2 separate regions of the Mus musculus genome follow, and region 2 is linked to region 1. The links are chromatin loops, found by intact Hi-C in ENCODE. Cell type or tissue: left cerebral cortex. All regions are shown on one strand. Links, peaks and the distances in the headings refer to the core of each region. The heading gives the core; the rest is flanking DNA.

Region 1 (5,381 bases), core at 188-5,187:
TTTATCCTGCGACTTTAATAAAACCTCTCTGCATAATCATTCTTGAACGTGAATGGCAATGAGTCGCTGCAGTTGCTTTAACGCCGATTTTGATGATGAAATTGGAACACATTTATGGAAAATCACAATCAATAGTTTGAAGAGCAGAGTCATAGAAATGGCAGAAAAATGATTCAGAAAGTTGTTAGTTGAGTGAGGTAAAAGCTGATGGAATAAATCAGGTGGTTTGCACAGAGATAAGTTAGGCAAGGAGAAGACATAGCTTGATCTCCCTTAATACGAGAGACACTTACAGGTCCCCCTCCCTCTGAGCCCTAGGCTACACAGCTGTGACATTTGTATGGCTACTCTATCACAGTACGATTATCAAATGCATTAATGAAAGTACAGTGTTCATTTAGATCAGGTACTGGACTGCCGTGTCCCCTGTAGGTACTGCACATTGAGGACTTAGTGAGCATCATGGGTAATATAGAAATCACACCATGGGAGGTGGAATGTGTTAGTGTGAATGACTGAAAAAAGAGAGGATGTAGCGAGGACATACATAATTGCTTTTTTTTTTCCCTCAGAATGGTGACCAATGTGTGGAAAGACTGGAGCTGTGCTGTGCTTCGCCACAGGACAGCTCAGAGGCCAGTGGGATTCAGGGAGGCAGGCTTTGGCTGATGTAGGAAAGACTTCGTGCCAGAGAGAGCTGTCCAATAATAGAACCGGCTGCCTGGGGAGATGGGGAGAGCGAGCGAGCTCTCTATCTTTGGAAATGTTCTAGCAGAGCCTGGATAGCCATCTGTTGTGGGTATTGTGGAAAGATTCCTGCATTTGATAGATGAATAGAATTGTGTTGTTGATAATAGTAGTAAATGTGTCTACTATGTGCTCTTTGCAGACACACTGCCGGGTACTTAGTCAGGCAAGTTTGTCTCCCTTGTCACCTTTCACCCAGGAAAGCCATGCTGGGATGGGGGCTGTCACTCCATTTGTGTAGATGAAAAGGATTCAGGGTGAGAGTTTGAACCCTAGGTTTTCTGACTCCAGGGCAATTTGTCCACCAGTTGTGTCTGCTTTTGACAATCTTATCCATTGCAGATTCCACGATGGATTTCATATATATTCGTTTACTGCATTCAAGGTGTCCCGTAGGCAAGCCAGGTAGGTGTAAAAGGCACTGAAGGAGATGAATAGGAAGTTCAGGGAGCTGAGAACAGTGGTCAGGTATCAGAGGGAGACTTGAACATCCTTGGCCATTGGATGAGAGGAACGGAGTTGGGGCTTATTTTTGTGAATGCGGAATATGGCATTGTGAGAAGTTTAGTGAGTTCCTATAAATTGTTTCCTTTTGTATAAGGTAGAGATGGAAACAATTCCTTAAAGGGTTTTGAGATTAAGTGAGATTTCATGCAGAGCATGCTCATAAGTACCTAGGAGCCTTTGATGTAGACAGTGGCCATTGACTTGCTGAGACTCCCAAGGTAGTGATTGTGGAGGCAGGAGACTGTAAACTCTGACTCCTATTTTCGAGGAGGAAGGGGGAAGCTGCTACTGCATATTGGAAGATAGGGCTTTTATTTGTTTGCTTCTTTCTTTGTTTTTGGTGTGTGTGTGTAATGTGTACTGTGTAATACGGAATATGTAGCATGTAGTATCATAAACTGTTTGGTGCATTCACAGTCCTATGTTGATTCACATGTTCCTCTGTGTGTGTGTGTGGTGTGTGTGTGTGTGTGTGTGTGTGTGTGTGTGTGTGTGTGTGTGGTGTGTGTGTGTGTGTGGTGTGTGCACGCACACGTGCGTGTGTAGAAGCCATTGCAGGGTATAGGGAGCCTTCTTCCATTGCTGTGTCCTTGTTCTCTTGATGCAGGGCCGTCCCCTCACTGGTGCTCACTATTTTGCCTAAGTTGATTGGGTAAAGAGCCCTTGAAATCTGCCTGTCTCATGCCCCCAGCTTTTTTTATATGGGTACAAGGGTCTTCCAGTCAGGTCCTTGTGCTTGCAGAACATGTGTTCTTATCCTCTAGGCTGTCTTCCTACTCTCATAAGGTAAGCTTATAGCCTCAGTATAAGGTTCTTTAAATGCCTTATCTTCATGGAAACTGTGTAAGAGCAATGTCGACCCTGGAGTCTTGAAACAGTGCCTGAAGGTATGCATTTGTTCCTGAGCCATATCTGGGTGCCAGTGCCGCCTGGCTGTGTGCCCTCCTGTACCATTCCTTTGTATGCCTCAGTTTGATCAACTGTAAGATGGGAATGCTTGTTTATCTTCCTTAGACCCATTTACGTAATAAGAAGTCGGCTCACTGTTTAAATTCGTATCATTGATAACCATTAGATTCTCTAGCCTAAATTAACACTAGTGCTTTTCCAACTGCTCCTTCAGGATTGATTCTACCTTGTCTATCACACCGAACAGAGTCAGTGTGAAGGAGTTAGGAGGACTGGGCAGGTGGACTCCCTGCCTTTACAGTTCAGTTAGTGCTTACTGTCTCTGTGACTTGGGGCAACTTGAGGTCTCTGCAAGCCTTGGATTCTTTCATATAATGTGGCCATAACGGCAACACCCATTTCATATCCACTTGAGAATAAATGACATACAAGTGTGGTGTATTTACAACAATGCCTAGGAGTCTTCAACAGTAAATTGCCAACAAATGACTCTGTATCTCTATCTTTACTGCATGGATTGATGCTACCTATATAATTCTATGATATATGAGCATTATCTATAGACAGGTTTCTGTCTAAGCAAGCATTGCCTGCATGGCAGGATATAAAGGGGTGGGTTTTTATATAGAGAATTTCTGGTTGTAATTGTGCTGTGGAACGGAAAGAAACCAAGATCTATCAAGGTGAATGAGAATCTTGCAGAGGAATATGTGCTAGTTAATAAGAGACAACGGTTAATCTGGCTAACCGTGACTTGAGGGACACGGACATCTTATTGCTGGTGTTCCCAAGGTCACTGTCGTTGTTTAAAGATGCAGTCAGAGGCTCAGGTTCCTTCTGTTAGCTCCTTGGGTTCTTTCATGGTCTCAGACTAGCTACGACAGATCCGCATCACCCTCATATGTCGTGGAAAACAGAAATAAGCCAAGACACTGGGGACAGTCAGATGGAACTTCCCTTGTTTATTTACTATTTGTTTTAATCAGAGGAGGAAAAAAAAAAAAAAAAGATGATTTCCCAGAAGGGACTCCCGTATAGCACAGCACCTACTCACTTCCTGCTTTTCTCTGTTTGCCAGAACCGGATCGTTTTGCCGCTTCCAGCCAGAAGGGAGGCCAAGAACACAAGTATCTGGCTTCGTTCAGCATCTCTCAGGGAGAGGTGGGCAGGGAGAGGGGGGCGTGTAAGCGGAACAGCTTTCCATGGGTCAGTTACTAAGTGAAAAAATGGCAGCTCATGGCCTCTAGGAGAGGTCACAGGGGCTCACTGATAAGTGGCGGAAGCTGGATTTTCTGGGCGGGGAGAAAAACAGACATTAAGGAGACTTCAGGGGCCTTAAAGAAGCCTCCCACTATAGAGATATCATTTTTTCAGTAACTAATGCAGAGGAAGCACCCGGGTTCCAAATATGGGAACAGGAAAACTGTCATGGAAGAGGCAGCCAATTGCTCTTGCTTGCAGCTGCTGACTCTGACCCTATACACCCTCTTCAGTCCTCAGCTGCTGGGTACCAGTGCATCCTTTTGGGAGCCAGACCATGTGTTAGGGCAGAATAAAGATGCTCATCTCACTAGCTACTCCTGTTCTCCAGGCGAACTGTTTGCAGGGAGAGGGGCAGTGTACACAGTAGTAACAGGTCTAGTAATTAGCAAGAGCCCCGAGGCCTTGCATCACTTCTAAAAGGACAAGGTGATTCAATAAGATCTGTCACTACCCCTGAGAGTTTCCCAGATGGAGAGACAGGTGGGGACCTCCAGTGCTAATGACAGGGAGGCCCCTGGCCCACAGTTGTTAGAGTAGATGAGGTGGGACCAAAGCAAAGCAGGTGGGCATGAGGCTGCATGCCTGCTGGGGATATGTGAGCCTGTTTTTACACTCACTGCCTGTGGTGTATGCACGATCCTGGCAAACTGGGCCACTGTAAGGGTAGAGCCGTGGTGGCATGAGCCTGTTAACACAGGTAAATGGGACAGCATGGCAAAGCAAGCCCTAACTTCCATCCATGTCCTCTGTCCCCAATCCACAGGCCAAGGACTCAGATGAGCATTCACTTTTGTTTCAGTACATATTAATTGGCAGATCAAAGGTTGCCTGTGCAGCACTGTCGGTGTGCTCATTCTCCTAAGGGAGCCTGGAAGGGAAGAACACCTACAGAGGAGTCCTGGAGTCTGCTGTCTCAGCAGGAACTCGCTGGGCTCCTGGCATTTACCAGCCAGTCACAGAGGAGGCACTGGGGTTCTCCGTGAGGTATTTGGAGTGGAGGACTTGCACTTCAACAGCAGATGCTGTAGAATGCAGGAAGCGCCTGATGCTTAACTTTCTCCCATTTCTTTCCCCTCCCTCAGAAATAGAACCTGCATTTTTTTCTCTTCTACTACATAAACCACATGATTGGATGGGACAATCACTTAGCTCCACCTTTAGACCCATCAGATTGGTCTAAGTGTATGCTCATCATTTTGTCTTCCTTGGAATATTTACATGGCTGCTAGGAGTGAGATCTGAGTCAGCCAAACACTAGGGCTTGTTCACGACTCGGACTCAGCAGCTCAGAAGCACTGTTGGCTGTGGGCGATAGCAATTTAATGATAGAATGAAATTTAATGATAGATGGTTAAATTAACTTTGATCAAATGATAGATGGTTAAATTAACTTTGATGATGGGTGTAAAACTTTTAGAAATGTAGCCCCTACCTGTTCCTCATAGAAGCAGACTAGGTAACTCCAAGGGGGTAGAAATCAGTGAATATTAACATCCACTATCCCCTTTCTCTCATGCGTATGTGTGTGTGGCATGCATGTATGCATACGCGTATTGCCTAGATATGGATACATGCATATATGTGGGTGTATATGCAAAATGTGTGTGTAAATGTAGAGACCAGAGGTTGATGTCTAGACTCTTGCTTGATCCTTGTCTACCTTATTCATTGAGGCAGGCTTTCTAAATCGAACTCAGAGCTAAAGAAGACCTCTAGTGCAGGTAGCCTAGAAGATCCGTTGTCTCTATTGTATGAATCCTGGAATGATTAGTGAGCTACCATGTTTGCTGTGCTTTTCGGTAGGTTCTGGGCATCCAAATTCTGGTCCTCATGCTTGAGTGACAAGCACTTTAACCACTGAACATCTCTCAGCCCCACATCATAATTCTCACTGGTGTAGAATATGCAGAAAAACAAATTACAGTTTAAAGAGTATTTTATCCCATGTTAGAGCA
Region 2 (5,381 bases), core at 100-5,099, 440 kb after region 1:
ACCTCACACTAGAACTTCACAACTAGAACGTGCCAGCACCACCCTGGCCACGGTTCCCTGTAGCTCAGCCTTCCGGAGCACAGAGAAGGCCTAAGGAAGGCAGGAAGGCGGGGGAGGAAGTTGAGAACAAGCTGCTGAGGTGAATATGATGTCAGAGGATGGAACATGGTCACATAGCAATCACATGGACAACTAAGAGCCAGAAGAGTGGTGCGGTCAGCCCACTCTGTGACATGTGTGCTGCTCCTGCCTACTCAGTAAAACATGTGCTGCTCCTGTGTGGAACCTCATAGCAAACCTTGCGTGATGGCCTTCCTGTCCACCTAGCCCCCTTTCCTTCATTCTGGACCGCTGCCTTGACACCCTTGACCTCTGGACATTTGCAACATGTCTGCCAACCACGCCTAGCGCTTCTTACCTCCAAGTTCCTTTGATTCTAGCTTGTTTAGTCTATCTGGGCCTCTGTGACAGAATGCCACAGACTAGACGACTTACCGAAGAAAACCTTTCTTCCCCACCATTCTAGAGACCAAGCAATCAAGGCACAGGTAGGCATGGGTCTGAGCAGAAATCACTTTCTACGTCACAGCCAGCTGGCTTCTTGCTGTTGTCATGGGGGACAGGAGGTGGACATCAGTTGGATCCAGGATGGCTCTGACCTTATCAAAGGTCTCCTTCCAAACACAAGCACACTGAGGATTAGGCCCAATATAAGGATTCGAGGTGGACAGACATTGAGGTTGGTCTAGCGGCTCATCTTCCTCGGTCCATGTGGTCTGCTTCCCACAAGGCCAAGGGAAGTACCTCCTGCTAGTCCATGCGGCTGGGTGAGAGATCGCTGTAGGCTCTCGTTCCCACTGTCTTGACCTTTCTTCACCATTCATCTAAATTCTAACACCTCTAACAGCAGGCCTCCTTTAGAGCCAAGGGATTTAGGAGTTGAGCCTCATGCCCAGATGGGTCCACCGTCACCCACCCATTTAGGACTTCAAAGCAAAGTCTGAGTGCCTAAACCACAGACTCAGAATCTGTGAAAATACAGAGGTCCAACGTATTTGTAACTGTATTTAGGAAAATGCAAGTCCTTTTCCAGGAAGACAGTGGGTATTTGTTGACTACCTGTGATGGCCACACAAAAACATACACAGACACGGATACACACAGACACAGATACACACACAGACACACACACACACAGACACACACAGATATACACAAACACACACACACAGATACACACAGACACGGATACACACAGACACACACAGACACAGATACACACACACACAGAGAGACACACACACACACACAGACACAGATACACACACACACAGATATACACACACACACAGATACACACACACACACACACCACTTAGCTCATCTCATATTTATGCCCAATCTGTGAGAGAGCTGCTATGAGCAGCCTGAAGATCATTTGCCCAAAATCTCAGTTTCATTGCCGCAGAAAGGCAAGGTTCCAATTCTTTTTGCAGTGCTTCCCTTACTGCATGGCTTTGCAGCAGACCTTATGCCGGGGATTTCCTTGTAGAACTGTCCTCTTGTCCTTGATTCTGGGCCCCTAACTTGACCCCTAGGGTCCTGGGAGTCTGTTACATGTCTGCAATCCACCCTTCCCCCAGGCTTCATGCTTCAAATCTCTCTGTTCCTCAGAGGCTGCTTGCACCCTGTGTCCAGAAAATGCCACAGACGGTGTTTTGTCCACGGCGCCCTGTTACATCATTACCTCTACCTAGCAAGGGCACAGCTTGTCCAAGTGACTGGAGAGAGGACAGGGGAACTTTGAAGACAATGGTGCCTTACGTTATAGCAAGCACTCTCCTAAGCATCTGATTTGGGTTTTAAAGACACATTTACACAGGAGAACAGTCTTTTGGTTCGGTTGCCTCCAATTTTCTGTCATCTGAATCATAGCCAAGGAATAAATTGAATCTTTTTCTAACATAGAATATATTACTCTTGAAATAGTAGGAAATGTTGATAATTGCCTTTTATTGGACTCACAAATAATTTATAAGTTGGTCCGATTTAAAAAAAAAAAAAAGTATTATAGTCTTATTTCTTTGGTTTCTTCCTTGAGGCAAGTATCAGCCTCTAAAAATAGAACCCGTGTAGAGATGGGCCTAGCGCTCCCCCTGGTGGTCACTATTTAGGATTGCAGGCTCCATAAATGGACCTGAAGCTGTAGGCTACATTTGAATAATTCCTTTTCCCCTAAGTACACAGAAAGATTTGATTTATTCTTCCCAGCCATGTCTGCATTACAGAGTACTTCTCCTTAGAAAGTCTATCTGCTTTGAGCGTAAGTAAATGATCTATTCCTCATATACATTATCAGGCTGAACGTCTCGGAGGTAGTAAGAGCTTTCCTGGTTCTATCAAATGTCAGGAAAGCTGGGAGTTTCTTCTTTGCTTTAGAAAATACGGAGGAGTGAAATGCAAGCTGGCTGTCAGAGAATCACAGGGACAAGATATTGAAGGGATGACTCGTGACTGTGTGCGCGGAGAGAGTGCAGTGGAGAGATGGACGGGAGTCTCAGAACCGTGGGTCAGAGGCAGGATCCTGGGACGCCCTCCACTGCAATAGCAGATACACACACTGCCTTTCTCTGGAGAGACTGTGATGCCCTGCCTTCCTTGCAGGTAACTAGAGACCCAAGTAGCAGTTCCAGACAGTGGGCTGAAAAGCTAGCTGCGGCACTTCCTGGCCTAACCCTCAAGCACCTGGTGACGGCTCCCACTGTCTCTGTGTTCACACAAATGCCAACGGAATATTCCAAGATATCACAGGAGCAAAGTGGAGTCATCTCTTGTTTGAAAAGTATTTCTTTTCATTTTTTGAGATTATGTTACAATTGATATCATTCTCTCCACATCTTCGTCCCTCCAAACCCTCCCCTATACCCTTCCTTGCTCTCTTTCAAATTCACAGTATCTTTTTTTTATTAATTATCATCTTCTACAAGCAGACACAAATATACATACATATACACGTTTATATATTTATATGAATGTACATATACATATACATAAATGCATAAATGCAGTCTGTAAATGCTTCTTGTATATATGTTTTCAGGGCTGGCCATTTGGAATTGCATGACCAATCCATGTGTTCTTCCCTGGGGAAGACAGTTTCTTCCTCTCTCAGCACTGCTTAGTTGCCTCTGGTTCTTCCTTTCAGGCTGAGGCCTCTCTCTTCCTCCTGTCCACTTTGCCATGCCTACTGTTGTCCTTTCTCAGCTCGTGCTTAGGCAACTGTGTTGCTGAGACTTCGTGGCTGTGGTTTCTGATATTCCTGGAAGACACAATATCACAGCAAACTCCCTATCCCCCTGGCTCTTCTAGTCTTTTGGTTCCCTCTTCCTCAGTGATCTCTGAGCCTTGGGTGTGGGAGTTATGTCATAGATGTATTCATTGGGACTAGGTCCCACAACAGTATGCTTTGATTGGTTGTGGTTTTCTGTAATGTTCTCTATTTATTGAAAGAGAAGTTTCCTTGATGAGAGATGAAAGCTACACTCATCTGTGAATAGAAGGACCAACATTATAACGTAGTTAAGAATTATGCTAGTTTAGTAAAATAGCAGTTAAAGGCTTTCCTCCAAGATCCATGACTTCACTAGCCCTGGGTAGTTGGTTAGGTTTTTAGTACTGTACACAATTTCCTTCTTGTTGAATACATCTTAAGTCCAATTAGAGTGTTCCTGGTGACCACCTAGTTACGCATTACCACTACCACACTCTTAGAGACAGCAAACCATGGTGGTGGTTGCTGTGGTTCATAAATGTCATAGCTGGGTAAGACTGTTGGTTTACTCCATCCTTAGAAGCTTGCATGGCAGCTTCCGGTGCCAGGAAAGTTAGTCCTCAGGGAGGACTAACTCAGCTCAAGACTCTTTCAGCACTAGGTCTGAAATGCATGGTGGTTTTAGCAATAGAGACTTACTATCTTCCACCTCTGGGGGTGCAATGAAGAGCAGTAGCAACAACCTGTAATGTTTTGAAAGTTACTTGGACAACTCTGACCAGCAACTCAGAAGAGGACTTCTCATGCCTAGTGTTGGGGTTTTGTTAGATGACTTTGACCCTAGGAAGAAGAATTGTCAGCAGAGCTGATAAATTTTCCTTCAAACTATATATGTATATTTATACACAGACTTACTTGTATTGTAGGTATTCTTAGGTAGATAGTTAATAGTATGATGAGTTTTTCTGACATCCTTAGAGCTACTTTACCCGCTATCTTTTGTATTTATCTTTCCCCTTCCATAATTAGAGCCCCTCATTCCCTGTTTTCCCCATTACTTGTACCCTGATAGCCCCCTCTATTTTGCTTCTCCAACTCAGCAATGGTCCCTTTCTTCTTTACTGATTTCCACAGTTACTCCAGGGTAGTGAGTTCATCTCTTACTGAACACTGGCCTGGAAGAACCGCCAGATTCTCAGAAACTGGCCTAAGGGAGAGCACACTCAAAAGTGCCGAGTCTCCAAGGAAGAAGAGAGCTCTGAATGGCAGCCAGAAGGGACAGATATCCCCACCATCAAAGTGAGTCAAGTCATCCCAGCCCCAGTTTTCTCAGCCAGAACTTACATTAGTGTAGGAAAGTCAATGAAACAATGTATGAGAAACATTTATAATGTATCCAAGCTCAGGAAATGCAAGTGTACTGTCTATTGTGTCTTCTATTGGCAATGATGAATTCTGAAATCATGTTTTGGTTTTCACCCAGGATTTCTGTTACAAGAAAAGGAATGCCTTGCTTCAATAAGTAATCAAAAGCAGGTTCCCAAAGTCAGGCAGGTCCAATGTAGATTAAGCCTTGGGGCAATTTAATCCACTCACAGTGTCTTTCTAATTTGACTCCCCAGAAGCTGTTACATAGTCTTAACCTGTTTTGAAAGCAGGAGAAACCCCTCCCAGGCGCCTTGAATCCTGTGATTCCTCCTAATAGACTGGCTTAGATGCCCTGCTCACTTCTAAACCAATTAGGACTCAAATCTGAAGCCAGGGGCGGGATCAAGCTCTCTTAAACCCAGACCAAGAAGAATGAGATCACACATTTTAGAAAGAATGTTTTAAGGATGCTTTCTTAATAGAAGAAAGGGTATGTCTTAGTCACTGGTCTATTGCTGACCAAAGCAACACTTATAAAAGAAAGTGTGACCTTTGAGCTTGTCATAGTTTCAGAGGTTAGCGCATTATGATAGTGGTGGAAATCATGGCAGCATGCAAGCATACGTGGTGCAAAAGGAGCAGATGAGAGTTCTTCATCCTGATCCATAGGCAGAGAGACAGAGACAGAGACAGAGACAGAGAGAGACAGAGACTTTTGAAGCCTCAAAGCCCACCCCAATAA

What was found. Peaks named below come from ENCODE experiments on the same cell type or tissue, not always from the same donor. Only the 100,000 strongest peaks of a DNase experiment are listed, where the experiment ranks them.
Region 2: a loop joins it to region 1, with 4 times the contacts of the local background. A loop is called at or near these places in 2 of 42 quality-filtered maps.

What each region holds. Positions count from the first base shown.
Region 1 is chr4:104,452,063-104,457,443 of GRCm38, forward strand. The region is part of intron 4 of Dab1 (disabled 1); the gene reads left to right. Among named protein-coding and RNA genes, the nearest start is that of C8b, 310 kb to the right of the region's middle. In left cerebral cortex, for the core only: CTCF peaks have their summits at 416 and 659; DNase peaks (open chromatin) are centred at 690, 3,309, 3,589, 3,998 and 1 more place; H3K27ac peaks cover 1,903 bases.
Region 2 is chr4:104,892,038-104,897,418 of GRCm38, forward strand. It overlaps a transcript of Fyb2 not described here. Among named protein-coding and RNA genes, the nearest start is that of Gm40216, 4.6 kb to the left of the region's middle. In left cerebral cortex, for the core only: a CTCF peak has its summit at 2,175 (motif pointing left); DNase peaks (open chromatin) are centred at 1,595, 2,169 and 2,458; H3K4me3 peaks cover 633 bases; H3K27ac peaks cover 1,421 bases.